Regions from separate parts of the Homo sapiens genome. Here region 2 is linked to region 1. A link is a contact called in ENCODE Hi-C or POLR2A ChIA-PET data. All regions are on one chromosome and are shown on one strand. Each heading gives the region's core, a stretch centred on a gene start or an enhancer-like site at or near the end of the contact. The rest is flanking DNA. Distances are from core to core; before and after follow the strand shown.

What was found. A loop is a pair of places that touch in the nucleus more often than their neighbours do. ChIA-PET counts read pairs that join two places held with the same protein, here RNA polymerase II (POLR2A). Pooled maps may share reads with other maps.
Region 2: a loop to region 1 is called in a map of MCF 10A, with 5 times the contacts of the local background. The contact joins two enhancer-like sites. A Hi-C loop is called at or near these places in 1 of 168 maps with a recorded cell type or tissue (MCF 10A) and 2 of 50 pooled maps. POLR2A ChIA-PET finds 5 or more read pairs at or near these places in 1 of 52 experiments (OCI-LY7).

The regions. Positions count from the first base shown.
Region 1 is chr5:125,483,332-125,486,194 of GRCh38, forward strand. All of the region lies in intron 8 of LOC124901056 (a long non-coding RNA gene), which reads right to left. Among named protein-coding and RNA genes, the nearest start is that of LINC02240, 8.5 kb to the right of the region's middle. Within about 2 kb of position 1,385, at least 26 of the 41 ENCODE cell types and tissues checked have a DNase peak (open chromatin) inside an H3K27ac peak, as active enhancers do.
Region 2 is chr5:126,537,911-126,540,773 of GRCh38, forward strand. No RefSeq gene overlaps it. Among named protein-coding and RNA genes, the nearest start is that of ALDH7A1, 56 kb to the right of the region's middle. Within about 2 kb of position 1,366, at least 6 of the 41 ENCODE cell types and tissues checked have a DNase peak (open chromatin) inside an H3K27ac peak, as active enhancers do.

The DNA of each region.
Region 1 (2,863 bases), core at 135-2,634:
AGCAGAACAAAAACATATTTTAATGTGCTTATACACATAGATGGATTAAAAAGTTTTGACTAAATTTGTGTGTTTTTTAAAAATTTAAATCAACCAAGTAACCAGGTAATGAATGCATAGCAACAGATACATTAAATCCGAACAGTTTAATGGGTTTTAGTTGAGAACTGAGCTGGAGCAACATACGTAGGATTCAACTAATTCAGAAAACTTAAAGGGCCCGAGGCTAGATTGTATTTATTTTCCTTTTTGTTTTTCCAGGATTAAAGGGTACACAGCATTTTTTTTCTAAATCTGGAAAAGATATCATTTATCTAATCTTAGGAAATTGTGCTGAATTTGGGGGAAGTTTTATCCCAAAGTCTAAACATAGAGCTTTAAGCACATACATAGGCATTCATTAACACAAAATTGAATTCAGGAGAAATGTGATGAGAACCTGACATGTGTCAAGCCTTTCTGCTGTATGCTAAATATTTATGATAAATGTCATAGCAGCTGTCTTCAAACATAAAAAGCAAACATCAGAGCAGTGTAAGCCTAAAGGGTTAGGCAGGTCAAGGTCAACGGGCTGAACAGAATATGGTGAGTGGCTCTTGGGTATTCTTCCATCTACAAGGAGAGATTATACCAGGAAAAGGTAACCTCTACTGCACCAGCAGCTCCTTCCACTAGCCACTGGGGAATTAAAATAAAAGGTAAAGAAGGCCTTCTTTTGGATCCACAGCAGTAACAACAGCAATACCAATAATTAACGCAAGCTATTGTTTGTTGAGGGCTAACCTTGTTCCTCATTCCCTTTGTTAATGGCTTACGTTCATGAACTTCTTTAATCTTAAAAAGAGCCCTGCAAAAGTAGATATTACCACTATCTCCATTTCATATGTGAGGACACAGACAGAGAGTAGCCATTTGCTCAAGATTGCCAAGCCAAGAAGGGTTCCATGAGTGTTTAAACCTAGAAGTAAGTCTGAAGCTTAGCCCCTTATTCATGGCACTAAATTTCCAGGGACTTGACTGATGCTCTGGCATTTTTGGTGGTTTGGAGGGAGGGAGGCAGTGATTCATCACTCTTTACCCAGCCCGTTGTTTTCCCCGGGTTTTGCAAGAGATCATGTTTAAGGTCAACTGGTTATCACCTGCCTAGACGCTAGTGATTTACAATTATTTCTTTATTAAGAAAATGCTTGGTGTGTGAGTGGTCTCTCTCTGAAAAAATGCCAACAGGAAGGCCTTGTCAGATTTTTGGCAGATACACATTTAAACACATAAAAACAAGTTTAAACACTATCATTTATGCATAATTCTTTCTTGGCATCATCTCTCACTTGCCACAATTTGCAGCCAGAAAACACTTATTTCTACTTTTCTTACTCTAGAAATAATCCAGCCTTAAGTGGATCTAATTCCTTCCCAGAAGAGAAACAGCCTTGTCAGGACTTGGTTGTGTGTGCTGTGTTTGAGGCATCAAGGTTTCCATTTACGGCACAGCTGCACGGACTCCGAAAGCTGGTGCTGAGCCAGAGCTCTGTACCCACTGAGATCTGTAGTCTGGAATGATAAACACACAGCTGCCTGTGGCGAGGGCCACAGGCATAATAGATGGCCACATCTCAACCAGAGTCAAGCGAAGCCTACACAAATCATTAATCCAACTGCTTATATGTTAAATATCACAAACTGTGTACGAAATGGTGAGCTATCTCAGTGGAAGGAGGGGAAAATGGCAGAGGCAATTTAAGGAAACAGGAGAGTAAGTGGCTGTAAGTCCTCTGCAAAGTCCTGCTCTAGAGCTGATTTACTGCCACCAAGCCCTCTTGCTGCAAATAGTTCATAAAGCCTATGACCTGAGTACTTGCCCACGGGACCACAATAACATTTATCTAGCATAAATTAATGTGTTTCAACCACTAATTCAATTTGGCTGTCTCATTCTTCTGGTTTTGGCAAAGCCTAGCCTTGCTATAAAGTCACTCCGTGACTCACACGAATGGCTGTGTTTGTTAAGGAGTCACACACCACTAGGAACAAAGAGTGCTGTTAGTTGAGTAGTCATAAAATATACCTCCCGAGCACATTTGGAGCTGTGCTAATTGAAACTTCCTCTTTAGAGGAGCCTGATCAAAACCAGCTGTAGGAGTCAAGCAGGAACAGATTTCAACATTACATTAAAAGCCCAACAAATTCAGTAAGAGCAGCCTCTGAGAGAAGAGGGCATTCCAGCCTGAACAAATGCTCTAATTGCCTCCTGACATGCTGCAAAGAAAGCTTGTGACCTGAGCCTGGAGAGCTGTGGAGAGAAACTTCTCCATAAGATTTGAAAAAAAGCAACCTCTAGGGCAGTTCTCCTCATAAAATTCCAGATCTGCCAACATTCTCAAGTAACACATGTGAAAACCCACAAAAGCTGAGTGAATTTAGGCAAATGAAGTGATATATTGTTCTGAAAGGGGAAAAACAGAGCTTAAGTATTTTCAATGGTAATATGACCTTTTATGGACATCCCTTTAGTATTGAAAACAAAAACAAAACCTCCAACTCACAGAGGAACAAACAAAATACAAATAAGAAGCAAAAGCCTGGATGAATCGCAAAGAAAAGACACAGAGTGTATTTAAAGACAAAAAATGAGAGCTGTCTCTTCCTCTTTGGCGGCTTGTGAATTTCCTATTCCAAGACATAAGGGCTGCACTCTGCCAATGTGTATAAAATCAAATGCATCCATAGGTTCGCTGAAAATGTGGAATAATCATGCATTTTCTGTGTTTGCTTTACTTGAGGGTGGTTTAGCCATTTGTAAAGGAAGCAGTCATTGATATATAAATATAAATAGCAAATCTATCCATCAAATATGTGCATTGTA
Region 2 (2,863 bases), core at 116-2,615, 1.1 Mb after region 1:
TCACGAGGTCAGAGATCCAGACCATCGTGGCTAACACGGTGAAACCTCGTCTCTACTAAAAGTACAAAAAAATTAGCCGGGCATGGTGGCACGCGTCTGTAGTCCCAGCTACTTGGGAAGCTGAGGCAGGACAATGGCGTGAACCCGGGAGGGGAGGCGGAGCTTGCAGTGAGCAGAGATCGCACCACTGAGCGGAGATCACGCCACTGGACTCCATCCTGGAGGACAGAGCGAGACTCCGTCTCAAAAAAAAAAAAAAAAAAAAAAAGTGTGTAGCTCTTCCCCCCTCACTTTCTTCCTCCGGCTCCGACCACGTGAAGACCATGCCTGCTTCCCTTCGCCTTCCGCCATGATAAGTTTCGTGAGGCCTCCCCAGCCACACCTCCCGTACAGCCTGTGGAACTGTGAGTCAATTAAACCTCTTTTCTCATAAATTACTCAGTCTCAGGTAGTTCTTTATAGCACTGTGAGAACAGACTAATACACACATCAATCCTAATTTTCTGATTTTGATGGTTGTAATGTAGTTATGCAGGAAAATGTCCTTGTCTGTGGGAAATATACACTAAAGCATTTGGGAGTAACAGGGCATCAGATCAACAACATTCTCAAATAATTTAGGGGGAAAAGTTCTATGTACTTGCAACTTTTCTTTAAGTTACGATTATGTCACAATAAAAGACACTGCAAAAAAAAGGAAAAGTCAACAATTAAGAGTCAGACAGGGAAGGTGAGCAAATAAGAACTCTGCTATTTCAGGGACACTATTCACATTCACAAGAATACTATGAGGCCAGGCTACTTGGATTCAAATCTCAGCCCCATCATTTATCAGCTGTGTGACTTGGGGAAAGTTACTCAACCTCTCTGTGCCTCAGTTTCCAAATCAATAAAGTGAAGATCATAATAGTATCTATTTCCTAGGGTTATGAGAATTCCATGGGTTTATATTTGCCAAGTGCTTTTAAAAGTGCCTGGAACACAGTAAGCATCATTTAAGTGTAAATAAAACGAATGACCCATGGAGTTATTCAAAATGGAATAACCTCACACATATGCTCACTGCAGGGAAAGAAGAATGGATGGAAAATTTTTTTAAAAAAAGTTTTGTTTTGTTAGGACAGGGTCTCACTATGTTGCCTAGGCTTGTCTCAAATTTCTGGGCTCAAGCAACCCTCCCTCCTCAGCCTCCCCAAATGTTGGGATTACAGGGATAAGCCATTACGTCCAGCCACATTTTTAACTTAAAAGATACAAACCTGCAATTATAGGCAGTAGGAAAGGCAAGTTACCAATGGTGCTGGAAAGTAAAGCAGCTCATAAATGTGGGGCATTGTCTGTTGACTGCAAAAACTTTTCCATGGTGACCTCCTGGATACAAAGTCAACACAACTCACTTCCCTGCTAAACAGATGATTGCTTTGACCAACAGTGACACCTACAGGTCAACACTGTAAAGACAATTCAATTATATCTGAATGTGGGCCAGATTTCTATAACCCTGGAATTGCCAGGCTGTAAGGATTCTCAACAAGCAAATAGCAAACATTGAGTAGTTGTTGGATCTATATTTCTATTTTCAAACCTAATCTACCTTAGGAAGTAACTGGTCTCTGCAGTAATTTATGCATAAGATGGGGAATCCCATTCACCGTAACAACTGAGCCGGGCACGGTGGCTCACACCTGTAATCCCAGCACTTTGGGAGGCCAAGGCAGCCTGGCCAACATGGCAAAACACTGTCTCTACTAAAAATACAAAAATTAGCCAGGCATGGTGGTGCGCACCTGTAATCCCAGCTACTCCAGAAGCTGAGGTATGAGAATCACTTGAACCCGGGAGGCAGAGGTTGCAGTCAGCTGAGATAGCACCACTGCACTCCAGACTGGGCAACAGAGACTTAAAAAAAAAAATCCGAAATCATAAAATATATAGGAATAAACACAAAAGTTGTTAAGACGTTGCATGAAATAAACTGCAGAATTTTGCTAGGAACCATAAAAATTTGATCAAAATACGTATCATTGATGTTTTTAAGATCTAAGTATTATATATTAGTTCTTCCTAACTTATAAATTTGAGTCCAATAAAAATCCCAAAGAAATTTTTTAAAAACCTGGAAAATGTTTCTAAATTTTATTTAGGAAAATAATTAAAATATTAAAAGCTGAAAACGAATGTGGAAAACATCTTAATAACAGTACCCAACATTTATTGAGCCCTTATCATGAACTTACCAGGCACTGTTAACTTTTATAATTTTACGCTTTAATCCTAACAATTGTATGGGACAGATATTATCAGCATCCTCATACAGTGGAAATAGATTATTTAAGCTTAGCAGCATCTGTGTTTCTTACCTAGGATAACAACTCTCATTTCTTTTAGGGGAATTATCTGTCCTTGATTTCAGCATTAGGACTATTAATCCAGGTGCTTTGCTCTCCCCTTGCCAAGGGGCAGGTAAATTACCTTAAAGGTAAATGATCCATGCTAGGCAAATTGCTTGGTCCTTTCCTGCAGTTTTAATTTTGAGAAACAAAAAGCCTAAAAACAGTTGAAGTTCACTCATTCTAGCAGTGGCGTTTCCACAAGACAGTTGATTTTTACCTGTTACCTAGCTAGGTCCCTAGAGGTAAGGAGACAAACTCAGAAAATAGCAACAGAATTCCATCTCCACTTGCAGACTAAAGAATAAAAAAAAGGAGTCATGTTAGTAGAATCTACAGAGCCACAGCAGAGGGGCCATCTAACAGGAGATGTAGACACAGAAAAAGGAATAAGCTTTCCAGCGAGATGTCTCTAGAGAAGGATCTCCTTCATGCCTCTCCAGAAAACATGAGAAGCTCCTGGTGACGAACCA